2 separate regions of the Homo sapiens genome follow, and region 2 is linked to region 1. A link is an interaction called in ENCODE POLR2A ChIA-PET data of the cell type or tissue named here. Cell type or tissue: IMR-90. All regions are shown on one strand.

Region 1 (8,000 bases):
GGACTACAGGTGCCCGCCACCACGCCTGGCTTATTTTTTGTATTTTTAGTAGAGACAGGGTTTCACCATGTTAGCTAGGATGGTCTCGATCTCCTGACCTTGTGATCCACCCGCCTCGGCCTCCCAAAGTGCTGGGATTACAGGCGTGAGCCACCACGCCCGGCCAGGAATTCTTTATATACTGTGGATATTAATGACTTATCAGATATATGATTTGCAAACTTTTTTTTTTTTCTGTTCCAGGGCCACCCTTTCACTCTGTGGATTATGTCCTTTGATGAACAGAACTTTTAAATTTTTAAGTTTTATTTTGCTGCCTGTACTTTTGGTGTCATATCCAAGAAATCATTGCCAAATCCGATGTTATGGAGTTTTTCTCCCATATTTTCTTCTAAGAATTTTATAGTTTTAGGTCTTATGTTTAGGTCTTTGATTCATTTTGAGTTTTGTTGTGTGTTTGTTTTTTGAGATAGGGTCTCACTCTGTCGCCCAGGCTGGAGTGTAGTGGTGTGATCTTGGCTTACTGCAACCTCCGCCTCCCAGGTTCAAGTGATTCTCCTGCCTCAGCCTCCTGAGTAGCTGGGACTACAAGCGTGTGTCACCATGCCCGGGTAATTTTTGTATTTTTTGGTAGAGAGAAAATTTCGCCATGTTGGCTAGACTGGTCTTGAACTCTTGACCTCAAGTGATTTGCCCACCTCCTTAATTTTTGTTTATGGTGTAAGGTAGAGCTTGGTTCCATTTCGAGTTAAATTTTTGCAATGGTGTGAGGTAGTAGTTCAGCTTCGTCCTTTTGTATGTGAATATCTGGTTGTCCCAGCACTAATTATTGAAAATACTGCTCTTTCCCCATTAAAGGGTCTTGACACACTTGTCAAAATCAATTGACCATGAATGTGAAGGTTTATTTCTGGACTCTCAGTTTGATTCCATTGATGTACGTGACTATTCTGATGTCAGCACCGCACTATCTTTATTACTGTAGCTTTGTAGTAAATTTTGGAATCAGAAAATGTGGTCTTCCAAGCTTGTTCTTTTTCAAAATTGTTTTGGCTATTCTGGGTCTCTTGCATTTCTGTATGAATTTTAGGTTCAGCTTGTCAATTTCTGGAGAAAAAAAAGCAGCTGGAATTTTCACAGAGGTTGCAGTGAATCTGTAGATGAATTTGGGGAGTACTCCCACGCTAACAATCCATGAACGCGGGTGTCTTTTATTTACTCAGGTTTTGTTTAATTTTGTTCCAACAATATTGTAGTTTTCAGTGTACAAGTATATTTCTCTTATTAAATTGTATTTCTAAGTATTTTATTTTTATCAATGCTATTGTAAATGGAATTTTCTTCTTCATTAATCTTCAGATTTTTCATTGCTAATATTAGAGATACAATTAATTTTTTTTTTTTTGAGACAGAGTTTCTCTGTGTCGCCCAGGCTGCAGTGCAGTGGCATAATCTTGGCTCACTGCAACCACTGCCTCCTGGGTTCAAGCTATTCTCATGCTTCAGCCTCCCGAGTAGTTGGGATTACAGGCATCTGCAACCACATCTGGCTAATTTTGTATTCTTAGTAGAAACCGGGTTTCACTATGTTGGCCAGGCTGGTCTTGAACTCCTGACCTCAAGTGATCTGCCTGCCTTGATCTCCAAAAGTGCTGGGATGACAGACGTGAGCCACTCCACCCAGCTGAGATACAATTAATTTTTGATATTGATCGTGTATCCTATAATTTACCGAACTTCTTTGATTAGTTCTAATAGTTTTTGTGGGTTTCTTAAGATTTTCTATATACAAGGTTATGTCATCCATGAATAGAAATAGTTTTACTCCTTTATTTCTAATCTGGATGCCTTTCATTTCTTTTTATTGCCTAATAGCTCTGGCCACAATCTCCAGTAATGTGTTGAATGAAAGTAACAAGAATGGATATCCTTGTTCTTGATCTTAGGAGAAAAGCATTCAACCTCACATCATCAAGTAGAATGTAACTGTGGGCCGGGCATGGTGGCTCACGCCCGTAATCCAAGCACTTTGGGAGGCTGAGGTGGGTGGATGACCTGAGTTCGGGAGTTCAAGACCAGCCTGACCAACATGGAGAAATCCAGTCTCTACTAAAAATACAAAAAATTAGCCTGGCGTGGTGGTGCATCCCTATAATCCCAGCTACTCTGGAGGTTAAGGTAGGAGAATCGCTTGAACTCGGGAGGCGGGCGGAGGTTGCGGTGAGCCGAGATCATGCCATTGGACTCCAACCTGGGCAACAAGAGCAAAACTTTGTCTAAAAAATAAAAAATAAAAAGAAATGTAACTGTGAGTTTTTCACATATGATCAGGTTGAGGAAGTTTCCTTCTATTCCTCACTTGCTGCATGTTTTTATGAAAGGGTTCTGGATTTTGTCAAATGCCTTTTTTGTATCTCCTGAGATGACCATGTGATTTTTGTTCTTTATTCTATCTATATGGTACATCATATTAATTTTTGGATGTTAAATCAAACTTGCATTCTTGAGATAAGAATCTCATTTGATTTCTGGGATAAATCCCCATTTGGTCATGGCATATAATCCTCTTTATATGTTTCTGGATTTAATTCGCTAATATTTGATTGAGGAGTTTTATGGTACATTCAAAAGAGATATTGGTCTTTAGTTTTCTCTTTCTTTCTTTCTTTCTTTCTTTCTTTCTTTCTTTCTTTCTTTCTTTCTTTCCTTCCTTCTTTCTTTCTTTCTTCTTTTTTTGAGACGGAGTCATCCAGGCTGGAATGTAGTGGTGCGATCTTGGCTCACTGCAATCTCTGCCTCCTGGGTTAAAGCGATTCTCCTGCCTCAGCCTCCTGAGTAGCTGGGACTACAGGAATGTGCCACCACGCCTGGCTAATTTTTGTATTTTTAGTAGAGATGGAGTTTCACCATGTTGGTCAGGCTGGTCTCGAACTCCTGACCTCAGGTGATCCTCTGACCTTGGCCTCCCAAAGTGCTGGGATTACAGGCATTAGCCACTGTGCCCGTCCTAGTTTTCTTTTCTTGTGATGTCTTTGTGTGATTTTGGTAGCAGAGTGACATTGCCTTCATGGAATGAATTGGCAGCCCTGTCCAGACACCATATTTAAGTCTATTAAGTGTAAGCATACAATTCAGTGGCATCAAATAAATTCTCCATGTTGTGTCACTCTCAATACTATCCACTCCCAGAACTTTTTCATTATCTCAGAGAGAAACTCTGTACCCATTAAACAACTCCCCAACCCCCTCTCCTCAGCCCTGACACCTCTATTAGACTTTTTGTCTCTATGAATTTGCCTGTTATTGATACTTTATCTGTGGAATCATACAGTATTTGTTCTTTTGTACCTGGCTTATTTCTCTGCACTCTTTTATGTTTTTCCAGGCCTGAAGGGTTTCATTTGAAAGTTACAATTTCAAATGAGGTGACCTCAACAGGGAGAGACAGGGTGGAGTGAACCACCGGAGAAACAGAGCCGAGGGAGGAGATCGGAGGATCTGAAGGAAAATATGAATTCCCTACGCCTTCAGAGTTGCAGGGAGAGGCCTTCCACAGCAGGGCTCTTCAAAGAGTCCATGAGAGTGCCCCAGAAGAGAATCACCTTTGAACATTTGCCAGAACTGGAGTGTAGCTGTTACTTATTGCCATCATAGGGGTGTGTAACAAACATCCCCAAAACTTATTGGCTCCAAACCATGACAAAGTCTGTGGTAATTGACTTGTCCGCTGGACTTTTTTGGTCTAGACTGGACTGGGCTGGGCTTTTTCATGTGTTTTTTTGTCAGCTGGCAAGTTGTCTGGGACAGGGCTGGTCTAGGCTGGCCTTGGCTGGAGTGACTTGGCCTGGCTCCATGTGGTGTCTCATCCTCCAGCAGGCTAGCCTGGTATTCACGTGGAGATCATGACAGTCAGCACAAGTATGCAAGATCTCTTGAGGCCTGGGCTTGGAACTGGAAGGCCACCATTTCCACAGCATTCTATCAGCTGAAGCAAGTCACAATGCCAGCCCAGATTTAACGGGTAGGAAAATCAACTCTGCCTCTTTAGTGAGAACAATTGCAAGGTCACATGAAAAGGGCACAGATTCAGGAAGGAGTGAAGAATTATAGCCATTTTTTTTTTTTGGTAATTTATGGCCTGGACAGTGTGAAACTAGTTTTTGATGCTTCCAATTTAGGTCCTTTTCTATCTCCTTACCACTTTTTACTGCCTACCTTCCTACTTCAGGGGCCAAAAACTGGCTGGGAAGCTGGGTGATGGGCTTGGATGCAGGAGAGAGAGTAGTACAAGATAAGAGAAATGGAGAGGAGGAGAACTGCCCACTTCCCCTGTAGAAGCAGACTCTTCTAATGTGAGAAGGTCTCACATTAGATCAAATCTGGAGACTTGATTGATATCTTGGGCTTGAGTTTCTGAATCAAGACTGTATTTGGGCCAGGCATGGTGGATTATATCTGTAATCCCAACACTTTGGGAGACAGAGATGGGTGGATCACTTGAAGCCAGGAATTTGAGACCACTCTGGGCAACATGGCAAGACCCTGTCTCTACAAAAAATTTAAAAACTAGCTGAGCATGGTGGCATGCACCTGTAATCCCAGCTTCTAGAGAGGCTGAAGTGGGAGGATTGCTTGAGCCCAGGAGTTCAAGGGTGCAGTGAGCTATGATTGTGCCATTGCACTTCATTCTGAGCAACAGAGTGAAAAAGCGAGACAATGTCTCTAAAAATAATAATTTTTTAAAGAGATTGTGTTTGGTAATTAGAGCAACTGCTTATTACCTGAGAGTACATAGGAAAGTCGAGGGCCTGCCAGAGTTTTCATCCTGGCCAGAGGAGGGCTGCTCCCTCCGAACAGATTTCATATGCAGAGCAGGAGGTAAAAGAGCTGTATTTGGCCAGGTGTGGTGGCTCACGCCTGTAATCCCAGCACTTTGGGATGCCGAGGTGGGCGGATCACGAGGTCAGAAGTTCGAGACCAGGCTGACCAACATGGTGAAACACCATCTCTACTAAAAATACACAAAAAAATTAGCCAGACTTGGTGGTGCATGCCTGTAATACCAGCTACTTGGGAGGCTGAGGCAGGAGAATCCCTTGAACTCAGTAGGTGGAGGTTGCAGTGAGGCAAGATCACGACAATGCACTCCAGCCTGGGTGACAAGAGTGAGACTCCATCTAAAAAAAAAAAAGAGCTGTAGCTTTATTACATCACAACTTGTGCATGTCCAAGGTACCAGCTACACAGGCAAGATGACCACATCTCTGCCTTTGTTTTCAGAAAACAAGGATCACTTAATGTGTTTGGGGCACTGGACCAAATACTGGGACAAGTACAACTCACACAAGTGGTGGAGTGATGAGTACAAGTGATTACAGATATCCTGGAACATAAAATGTAGAGGGGGCACAATGCATGCATCTATGAAACATGAAATAGACAAGCACATGAGATCCTGGGTGCGAGTTGCCGAGTGCAGCCCCTGACATCCCGTAGGTCTTCCAGGTCCTGGCTGCCTGGCGAGGTGGTCTCTTTCACAGCACCATGCACCTCCTGCCCAAGCACAGTTTGTGCCTTTCAGCCTTTGCTTTTGCACATGTCAATCGTAATTTCTGAAGTGTTCTGCCCTCTCATCTAAATATGTCTATGTCCAGGCCAGGCATGGTGGCTCATGCCTGTAATCCCAGCACTTTGGGAGGCCGAGACGGGCAGATCACAAGGTCAGGAGTTTGAGAGCAGCCTGGCCAATATGGTGAAACCCCATCTCTACTAAAAATATAAAAATTAGCCGGGCGTTGTGGTGCGTGCCTGTAGTCCCAGCTACTCGGGAGGCTGAGGCAGAAGAATTGCTTGAACCCGGGAGGTGGAGGTTGCAGTGAGCCGAGATGGCATCACTGTACTCCAGCCTGGGCAACAGAGCAAGACTCCGTCTCAAAAAAAACAAAAACAAAAAAAGTCTATGTCCAAAACGAGATGCCACAACACACATATTAGAACGGGCAAAATCCAGAACACTGACAACACCAAATGCAGGCGAAGACGTGGAGCAGCAGGAACCCTCATTCGTTGCTGGTGAGAATGAAAAATGGCACAGCCACTTTGGAAAATAGTTTGTCAGTTTCTTACAAAGCTAAACACACTCTTACCTTATGTACCAGTAACCACAGTCCTTGGTATTTACCCAAAGGAAAACTTGTAAACTTACGTCTGTACGAAAACCTGCCCGTGGATGTTTATAGAAGTTGTATTTGTAATTGCCGAAACTTGGATTGACCTTGGTCTTGTTGGTCTGCACTGTGGTCCTTCCTCCATCCCATCCCATTTCCTCCCCTTGCCTTTCACATTAATTATGCTGTAGGTTTTCCGTCGGTATTTAGGGGTTAGGTTGGACCTTTTAGATTTCAGGTAGAGACAAAAAGACTGAAGGTTACCAGCCAGTCTGTTGTTTTCCACCTGTCCAACAGTTGGTTGGGTTTGCTGCATAATTGATCCGTTGACTTCTATGGTGATTGGCTGCAGGATGGAACCAGCCAGACCATGAGCAACACAGGCATGCCACTAGGAAGGCCTCAGAGAAATCGCCTGTGTCTGTGAAGATGAGAAGCAGATATTGGCCAGGCGTGGTGGCTCACGCCTGTAATCCCAGCACTTTGGGAGGCCGAGGCAGGCGGATCACCTGAGGTTGGGAGTTCAAGACCAGCCTGACCAACATGGAGAAACCCCTTCTCTACTAAAAATACAGAATTAGCTGGGCGTAGTGGCACACACCTGTCTGTAGTGCCAGCTACTCGAGAGGTTGAGGCAGAAGAATTGCTTGAACCTGGGAGGCGGAGGTTGCGGTGAGCTGAGATTGTGCCATTCCATGCCAGCCTGGGCAACAAGAGTGAAACTCCATCTCAAAAAAAAAAAAAAAAAAAGCAGATACTGATCTGGACCAATGAATTTCCAGAGTGGCACAGCATGAGGGAGTCTCTATCTTCCTTCCTCAGGGACCTGCGGAGCTTCTGGCTCTTGGATCAGCTGTAGGACTTTCACCAATATTTCTGCATGGGAATGTCCATGTGGTCTTGACACTAATGGGATACCATCAAGTATCCCAGGAAGCACCCACACCCACCCACGGGTAAGGAATGCCCAGAAACTGAAGTCAGTACATTGGGACTGGGGTATGGCTTAAACCCTTTGTACTATGAAGCAGAATACATTGAATAATAGGAGATTAGAGCTGGAGGAAGTCGTAGAAATAAAGTATTAGAATAATCTCATGTTGTAGATGATGCCTTTAGCCTGGATGGATTAAGTAACTTGTTAAAATCCATAGTGCCGGTTAATGGAGAATTCTAACAAGAACTAAGAATGATACGTGTTTGTGCATATGTGATCAAGCTAGAAAAAATATATGATGAGACCTTTTTTTTTTTTGAGACAGAATCTTGCTCTGTTGCCCAGGCTGGAGTGCAGTGGTGTGTTCATGGCTCACTGCATTCTTGACCTCCTGGGCCCAAGCGCTCCTCCCACCTCAGCCTCTGGAGTAGCTGGGACTACAGGTGCCCACCACACCCAGCTAATTAAAAAAAATTTTTAGAGATAGGGTCTTTCTATAGTGCCCAGACTGGTCTTGAACTCCTGGCCTCAAGTGATCCTCCCACCTCCGCCTCCCAAAGTGCTGGGATTACAGGCATGAGCCATCACACCCAGGCTGCTGAGATGATTTTTGAATAGTATCCCAGCTTTTAAAAATGTATATTTTTAAGAATTTGATAAAATGATAAAATTTCACCAACAGTCACTCAACAACTAGCAACTATTTGTTAATGGTCTACTCTGTGCCTGCTACTGCTTTGGGTGCCAGAGGTACAACAGGAATGGAGATGAGGTTTCTGGCCTCCTGAAGTTTCCATTCTCATCACAGGAGAACCACAGTCATCAATCATAACAAGCTCATGTCAGACGATGATAAGCATCACAAAGGTAATAAAATATGATCAGCTCTCGGTTCT
Region 2 (8,000 bases), 160 kb before region 1:
TGCACGCTTCGCCTCCCAGGTTCAAGCCATTCTCCTGCCTCAGCCTCCCAAGTAGCTGGGACTATAGGTGTGCACCACCACATCTGGCTAATTTTTGTATTTTTAGTAGAGACAGGGTTTCACCATGTTGTCCAGGCTGGTCTTGAACTTCTAACCTCAAGATCCACCAGCCTCAGCCTCCCAAAGTGCAAGGATTACAGGTGTGAGCCACCGTGCCTGGCCTCAGCAGGGTTGATCTTAAAGGCCCAGCTCAGAATCACCTGTGAGAGGAAGTAGGCCCAGGAAATTGTTTTCTCCAAAACGCTGCAGTTTCTTTAAAAAAAAAACAAAAACCCCAAAAAGTCCTCTTGTCTCTTGCCTTGCCCAAATATGGGGAGAACATTTGAAGGAAAATGTTAAAACAATAATCTGCAAAGGCCCAAAACATGTTCTGGAAAGAAAAAAATCTTAGATTTATAAACAAATGTCCACTTCAAAGATTGCTGACTTTTGTTTGGCTCATTCTGAAGAGGGGGAAGTACAGGAGAAATGAGTCATGGTGGGAAATTCACTTGGGAGAGACCATTGCTTGTGTCAGTGGAGGGGAAACAGGAGAAAAAGGGGGCCTGACACCTGCCAGTGTCCCTTGCTGCTCCACGTGCACTTTCCTAAGTTTATTTGTTTTTTTCTTTTTTTTTTTTTTTTGAGACAAGATCTCTCTGCGTCACCCAGGCTGGAGTGCACTGGCATGATCCCTGGTCACTGCAGCCTCGACCTCGCTGAGCTCAAGCTATCCTCCCACCCCAGCCTTTCTAGTAGCTGGGATTACAGGCAGGGGCGACCACACCCAGCTAATTTTTGTATTTTTATAGAGGTGGGATTTCACCATGTTTCCCAGACTAGTCTAAAACTCCCAGGCTCAACTGATCCTCCTGCATCGGCCTCCAAAGTGCTAGGATTACAGGCATGAGCCACTGTGCCCAGCCCAAAGTTAAAAAAAAATTTTTTTTAATGTTTCCTTTTTGATCAGGCCACTTCTAGAGCACTCAGATTCAGTCTGACTTGAGGTCATTTATACATCTAGATCCATCAGACCGTCCTTCTGAACCCTGGCCTGGAGGATGTGTTTGTCTGAGGCCAGAGAGGCAGGAAGTTTTGCGATGTGAAAGGTTAAGCAAAGCCCAGCCCTTCACAGACCTCCTTTGAATCTGAAGCATGGGGAATTTATGGGCTGGAAATTCTTGACCCAGAAATGTCTCTCCAAACACTGAAGAGCCCGGGTCCAGTCGGTTTCCATGACTCCTCTCTTCAGAAGTCAGAGAAGTTGCAGGAATCCCACCACAGCAAGTGCTGGCTTTCATTGTGGGGGCTCTGTCCCAGGACTCTGGAAGTCAAGCTTTTCAGTGCTTTCAGATTCAGCTACTTTATTTATTTATTTAGAGATGGAGCCTTGCTCTGTTGCCCAGGCTGAAGTACAGTGGGGCAATCTCAACTCACTGCAACCTCCGTCTTTCGGGTTCAAGCGATTCTTCTGCCTCAGCCCCCCATGTAGCTGGGATTACAGGTGCGTGCCACCACACCCAGCTGATTTTTGTATTTTTTTTAGTAGAGATGGGGTTTCACCATGTTGGCCAGACTGGTCTTGAACTCCTGACCTCAGGTGATCCACCTGCCTCAGCCTCCCAAAGTGCTGGGATTACAGGTGTGAGCCATTGTGCCCGACCAGAGATTCAGTCACTTTAAAACGAGAAACAAAAACCCCAGTGGAGAAACCCAAGTCCCTGCCTGGTGCTCACTCGTCTATCCTCACTCTGTGATGAGGACGCCCACTTTGCTCTAAGGGGCCCCCACCTGTCTCCCAAGCTCCAGACCCACATTTCCAGCTGCCCGTCCTGCAGAACATGCCCTCCTTGGTGACTCCAAGGGGCCGCGCATGACAGGACTCTCTGAAGAGCCGTGTTCAGCCCTGGCTGTGATTCTCATTGTGGTGGTCCTTACCCTTGGTTTCTTTTTCAGGAAGATGGGGATGCTCAAGGGGTCCTCTTGCAGAGGGGTGGGATGAAGTGCAGTCGTGGGTGTGAATGTGCCCTGTGACTGCGGTGGTGGGCAGTGGCAGGGTCCCCCACATTCCCCAGGTGTCACCACAGCCCTGGGCTCTGTTGGACTAGTCCTGTCTCCTCTGGGCCATCTCTTTCCTTTCAGGCCCCTCTCACGTAGAATCCAAACTTACTCAACAGGTGTTTGTTGAGTGCCTACTGCGTGCTGGGCACACGGATCTTCCCAGTGACTCTGGAACCCACCTCTTCCATTCTGATGCTGCCACCGCTGCCTGGCACGGTGCATTAGTGTTCCAGGGTTGATATAATGAGTAAGGCAGACCGGGTGGCTTACACAGAAATTCACGTTCTCACAGTTCCAGAGACTGGAAGTCCAAGATCAAGGTGCTGGCTAATCAAGATCAAGGGTTCTTCCTGAGCCCACTCTTCCTGGCTTGCAGATGGCAGTCTTCTCCCTGTGTCCTCACATGGGCTTTCCTCTGTGTGTGTGTGTCCTAATCTCCGTTTTTTGTTTGTTTATTTGTTTTTTTAAGAGACAAGGTCTCTTTCTGTTGCCCAGGCTGGAGTCCAGTGGCACGATCATAGCTCACTGCAGCCTCCCGCTCCTGGGCTCAAGCGATCCTCCTGTCTCAGCCTCCCAGATAGCTTGGATCACAGGCATGTGCCACCACACGTGGCTTATTTTTTTTTAATTTATTTTTGAGACAGAGTCTCACTCTGTCACCAGGCTGGAGTGCACTGAAACCTCTGCCTCCCGGGTTCAAGCAATTCTCTGCCTCAGCCTCCCGAGTACCTGGGATTACAGGTGCCTGCCACCATGCCCAGCTAATTTTTGTATTTTTTTTTTTTTTAGTAGAGACAGGGTTTCACCACTTGGCCAGGCTGGTCTTGAACTCCTGACCTCATGGTCCACCCGCCCTGACCTCCCAAAGTGCTGTGATTACAGGTGTGAGCCACTGCGCCTGCCGCCACCTGGCTTATTTTTAAATTTTTGTAGAGACAAGAGCTCACTTTGTTGCCCAGGCTGGTCTTGAACTTCTGACCTCAAGCAATCCTCCCACCTCAGCCTCCCAAAGTGCTGGGATTACAGGTGTGAGCTACCACGCCCAGCCCACTAACCTCCTCTTGTTATTTATTTATTTATTTATTTTGTTTGCTTGTTTGAGATGGAGTCTGGCTCAGTCGTCCAGGCTAGAGTGCAATGGTGCGATCTCGGCTTACTCCAAACCTCTGCCTCCTGGGTTCAAGTAATTATCCTGCCTCAGCCTCCTGAGTAGCTGGGATTATAGGTGTGTGCCACCATGCCCGGCTAATTTTTTTTTATTTTTAGTAGAGACGGGGTTTCTCCATGTTGGCCAGGCTGGTCTCAAACTCCTGACCTCAGGTGATCCGCCCGCCTCAGCCTCTCAAACTGCTGGGATTACAGGTGTGAGCCACCGCGCCCAGCCTTAACCTCCTCTTGTTATAAGAATACCAGTCATATTGGATTAGGCCCACCCTAATGACCTCATGTTAGCTTAATTACCCTTTTAAAGACCTGTCTCCAAATACAGGCACTTACTGAGGTACTAAAGCTTAGGACTTTGACAGATGAGTTCTGGGGGGTGTGGTTGAGCCCTCACACATGTAATTGGCCCCCTCCACACTTTCATGCCTGGACTAATAACATAATAACAATTGACCCCACGTGTCAGGGACTGTGCTAGGGGTTTTACACATTTCAACTTATCTGTCACATCTGGTCTGGCAGGCAGGTACTGTTATTACCTCCATTACCTTCAGATGAAGTGAGGCTCAAGGCAGTTGAATAACTGCCCGCTAAAACGCGAGCTCTAACCGCGGCACCCGCACAGTGCCTGACCCTGCCGAGATGGACAGGTAGACAGACCCAGCGTCCTCCAGGTAAGACACAGGGAGTAGGGAGGTGGGTTTTAAACCCAGGCCATGGGACCCTGGTGTCCACACCCTGTCTTCTACGGAGACTGGCCTCCTACTGGGTCTCCCTGTTCATGCATCACTCCTCTGATGCGTCCCCACCCAGAAGCCAGGGTAACATTTCTTTTTTAAAAAAGTTTCTCTGGGTCGGGCGCCGTGACTCACGCCTGTAATCCCAACATTTTGAGAGGGCGAGAAGGGCGGATCACCTGAGGTCAGAACTTCAAGACCAGCTTGACCAACATGGTGAAACCCCATCTCTACTAAAAATACAAAAAAAATTAGACGGGCATGGTGGCAGGCGCCTGTAATCCCAGCTACTTGGGAGGCTGAGGCAGGAGAATCACTTGAACTCGGGAGGTGGGGAGGTTGCAGTGAGCTGGGATCACATTGCTGCCCTCCAGCCTGGGCAACAGAGTGAGACTCTGTCTCAATAAAAAAAATAAAAAATAAATAAAATAAAAAGTTTTTCTGGCTATAAGTTTATTCAATGCAAAATAATCCTCTCCAGTTTTACTGACATGGCTGACCATGTCCACGATCAAATCTGCCTCTAAACTTGGTTGCTGACCCAGCCCCAGCCTCGGCTTTCTGGTCTGCACCAGGAGGCACAGTGCCCCATCTGTTGGTCTCTGTCAGCTTCCCCTCTTGTGAGTCTTGTAGGTCGACTGCCCTCCAGACCTAGCCGAGGCCTGCCAGTCTCTGGAGGGCTGCAGTGTGGGGTGGCAGGCACAGTCTCAGGGGGTAGATGGAGGTCCTCACGGATACTCTGGATACCCTCACGGGTAAGGTGCCAGTAGAAATGTCTCCAGGCAAACTGTTCCTCCCTGTGGCCTTGGGACTTGAGGGACTGCATGGCCTTCATGATGTGAAGGTTGGGCACATTCTTGTCTGCCAGCTCCGGGTGCCTAGGCAGGTGGACACCCTCCTTAGCCACCATGACTCCCTGCTTAAAAAGGAGTTCATAAACGGCAATCTGGTTCTTCCTAGGCATCAACATCAATGCAGCTGCAAGTTCCGGGGCCGCAGCTGGAAAGGAAGGGGCAAGCGTGGTTCTGCGTCTCATCTGGGCCCCAGAGTGACATTTCTAAAGCGCAAGTCTGGTTGTCACTTTCCTCATGTAAAGCCCTTCAAGGTCACCCACTGTCCTCTGAATAAAGCCCACGCTTCCGGCCAGCCGCAGTGGTTCACCCCTGTAATCCCAGCACTTTGGGAGGCCAAGGAGGGCAGATCATGAGGTCAGGTGATCGAGACCATCCTGGCCAACATGGTGAAACCCCCGTCTCTACTAAAAATACAAAAATTAGCCAGGTGTGGAGGCGTGCACCTATAGTCCCAGCTACTCAGGAGGCTGAGGCAGGAGAATTGCTTGAACCTGGAAGGCGGAGGCTGCAGTGAGCCGAGATCGCACCACTGCACTCCAGCCTGGGTGACAGAGCAAGACTCCATCTCAAAAATAAAATAAAATAAAATAAAAAAATAAAGCCCACGCTTCCTACCCCAGTGTGCAAGGCCCTGGTGGCCAGTCAGCTCCCAGCAACCTCTCCACCTCCCCTCCTTCCTGTCTTACCTCATTCCCTGGCACCAGCCCCACTGAACACTGACAGGTCCCTAAGCTCACCCAGCTCTCTCTTGCCCTTTGGTGGCTCCAAGGATGAGGACTTTTGCAGTGCCCTCCAACTCTGACATCAATAGTCGAAGCCCCCCACCCCTGCCTTGAAGCTCTTTTTATACTTGCTGTGCCCACTGCCTGGGGTGCCCATGCTGCACGTTCCATCATGGAAGCCCCCCATTCTCCAAGGCCTGGCCCAAATCCTCCTCCTCCCGTGTCCTGCATAGGGCACATTCTCAGCAGTGTTTGATGAATGAATGAATGAGTAGATTTTCTTTCTTTCTTTCTTTCTTTTTTTTTTTTTGAGACAGAGTTTCACTCTTGTTGCCCAGGCTGGAGTCCAACGGCGCGATCTTGGCTCACCGCAACCTCCACCTCCTGGGTTCAAGCGATTCTCCTGCCTCAGCTTCCCAAGTAGCTGGGATTACAGGTATGCACCACCACACCTGGCTAATTTTGTATTTTTAGAAGAGACGGGGTTTCACCATGTTGGTCAGGCTGGTCTCGAACTCCCAAGCTCAGGTGATCCACCCTCCTCGGCCTCCCAAAGTGCTGGGATTACAGGCACGAGCCACCGTGCCAGGCCAAACAGGTAAATTTTCTAATTAACATGCGTGGAAGACGGAAGGCTCTTTCTAGGTGCTAAGTTCGTCTTGGATCACACCAGATAGGTAAAGGAGGGAGCAGCATGGCGTGGTGCAGGCTGGCACCGGTGCGGGCCGGAGGAAAGTTCTCGTGGTGGATGTATTTTGAAGGTTGGGCCCACAGGACTTTGCTGATGGACTGGAGGTGGGGTGAGAGTGAGGGAGGAGTCAAGGGGGACCCTAGTTCTAGCCTGAGGAGCCAAAAGGATGGAGTTGGGGAGCTCCCAACTGAGATGAGATGGGGAAGAGCAGATTTGGAGGGGAGAAGGGATTAAGACTCCTTTCTACAGCTGAGGGTCTGGAGCCCAGAGAGGGGAAGTGGCTCGGCCAAGGCTAACAGCTGCTCAGTGAGGCAGTCAGATCTCTGTGTTCTTCTCCTCCTGGCAGCGTCTACGTTGGGATCCATGAGGCTGACTTCCTGATGAGGGTCCCATCCCTGGCTTCGGAGGCAGCTTCTCCCACTAAGAAGTGGCGGAAGGTGGCGGGCTGGATTTGCAACCTGATTTTAGCAAACATCCCCCAGGCCCACCGACTGCCCGGTCCATGCTAAGCACAGGGGCCTGAGGACAATGGGACCCATGGGGCCCAGGAGAAGTCCTGTGTCAAGTCCAAAGGGCGGTGAGGTGCGATAGCAGGGGTGGGGTGTCCTCTCAGTCAGCAGCAGTAAACTGGTTTGTCTGTCTCTGGAATGAAGCTCAGATCAAACATTAATTTCTCCTTATCTGGGAGATCTGGAAGCCAGCGGGGATGAGGGCCTTTCCTGTCCCCTGAACAGAGTCTGTTGGCTCAGAATTTCTCTCTCTCCACCATGCGGACCACTGACCCCTCACCCTGAGCCAGTCCTGGGTCGGGGGTTCAGAGCCAGGAGGACTCGTGCAGGCCCCGGGTGGAAGCAGGAGCACCTCACAGCTCCCAAACAGTGCCCCTTCAACCCTGTAGCAACTCGAGGAGACTGTCCATGCCACCCCCGCTTTACAGAGGAGAAAAATGGGGTTACAACGCTGCAGTGATTTTTCCCTGAGTCTCCTGCCAGATCTCTGGATACACTTTTTTTTTTTTTTTTTTTTGAGATGGAGTCTCGCTTTGTTGCCCAGCCTAGAGTGCAGTGGTGCGATCTCGGCTCACTGCAGCTCTGCCTCCCGGGTTCACGCCATTCTCCTGCCTCAGCCTTCCAAGTAGCTGGGACTACAGGTGCCCGCCACCACGCCCGGCTAATTTTTTTGTATTTTTTAGTAGAGACGGGGTTTCACCATGTTTGCCAGGATGGTCTCGATCTCTTGACCTCGTGATCTGCCTGCCTTGGCCTCCTAAAGTGCTGGGATTACAGGCGTGAGCCACGGCACCCAGCCCAGATACATTCTTTTAGAAGAGAAGGGGTCTCACTATGTTGCGCTGGCTGGTGTCGAACTCCTGAGCTCAAGTGACCCTCCCACCTGGGCCTCCTGAAGTGCTGGGATTACAGGCGTGAGCCACTGGACCCAGACAAAAACTGAATGGATGCTGTGATCCCGAGTCCCGTTTCAGGAGTTCTTGTGGATGGAGGGTTGGGGTGGGCACTCCTAGGCCCCAGTGATAGCTGGACACTAGGAGCCTGGACTCTGGGCCTTGGTGTATTTTTACCGTTGCCCACCCCCATCCTGCGTGGTCCATCCCAGGCAGTGCCTGACCAGCGGCAGGGGCCTCTATGTGAGTCAGATCCACCCCCAAGTGGTTTTGGTGAAGAGACCAAGGCTCAGAGGGAAGCTCAGAGTCCAGCCACCAGCACGGCCCCAG

The links. Peaks named below come from ENCODE experiments on the same cell type or tissue, not always from the same donor. Only the 100,000 strongest peaks of a DNase experiment are listed, where the experiment ranks them.
Region 2: POLR2A ChIA-PET joins it to region 1 with 5 read pairs; 4 of 35 experiments call an interaction of 5 or more read pairs at or near these places.

The regions. Positions count from the first base shown.
Region 1 is chr22:45,108,367-45,116,366 of GRCh38, reverse strand. No RefSeq gene overlaps it. Among named protein-coding and RNA genes, the nearest start is that of NUP50-DT, 51 kb to the left of the region's middle. In IMR-90, no CTCF peak of the experiment used is centred here; a DNase peak (open chromatin) is centred at 3,876; H3K27me3 peaks cover 179 bases.
Region 2 is chr22:45,272,570-45,280,569 of GRCh38, reverse strand. It overlaps the pseudogene RPS10P31. Among named protein-coding and RNA genes, the nearest start is that of UPK3A, 8.4 kb to the left of the region's middle. In IMR-90, no CTCF peak of the experiment used is centred here; a DNase peak (open chromatin) is centred at 529; H3K27ac peaks cover 940 bases.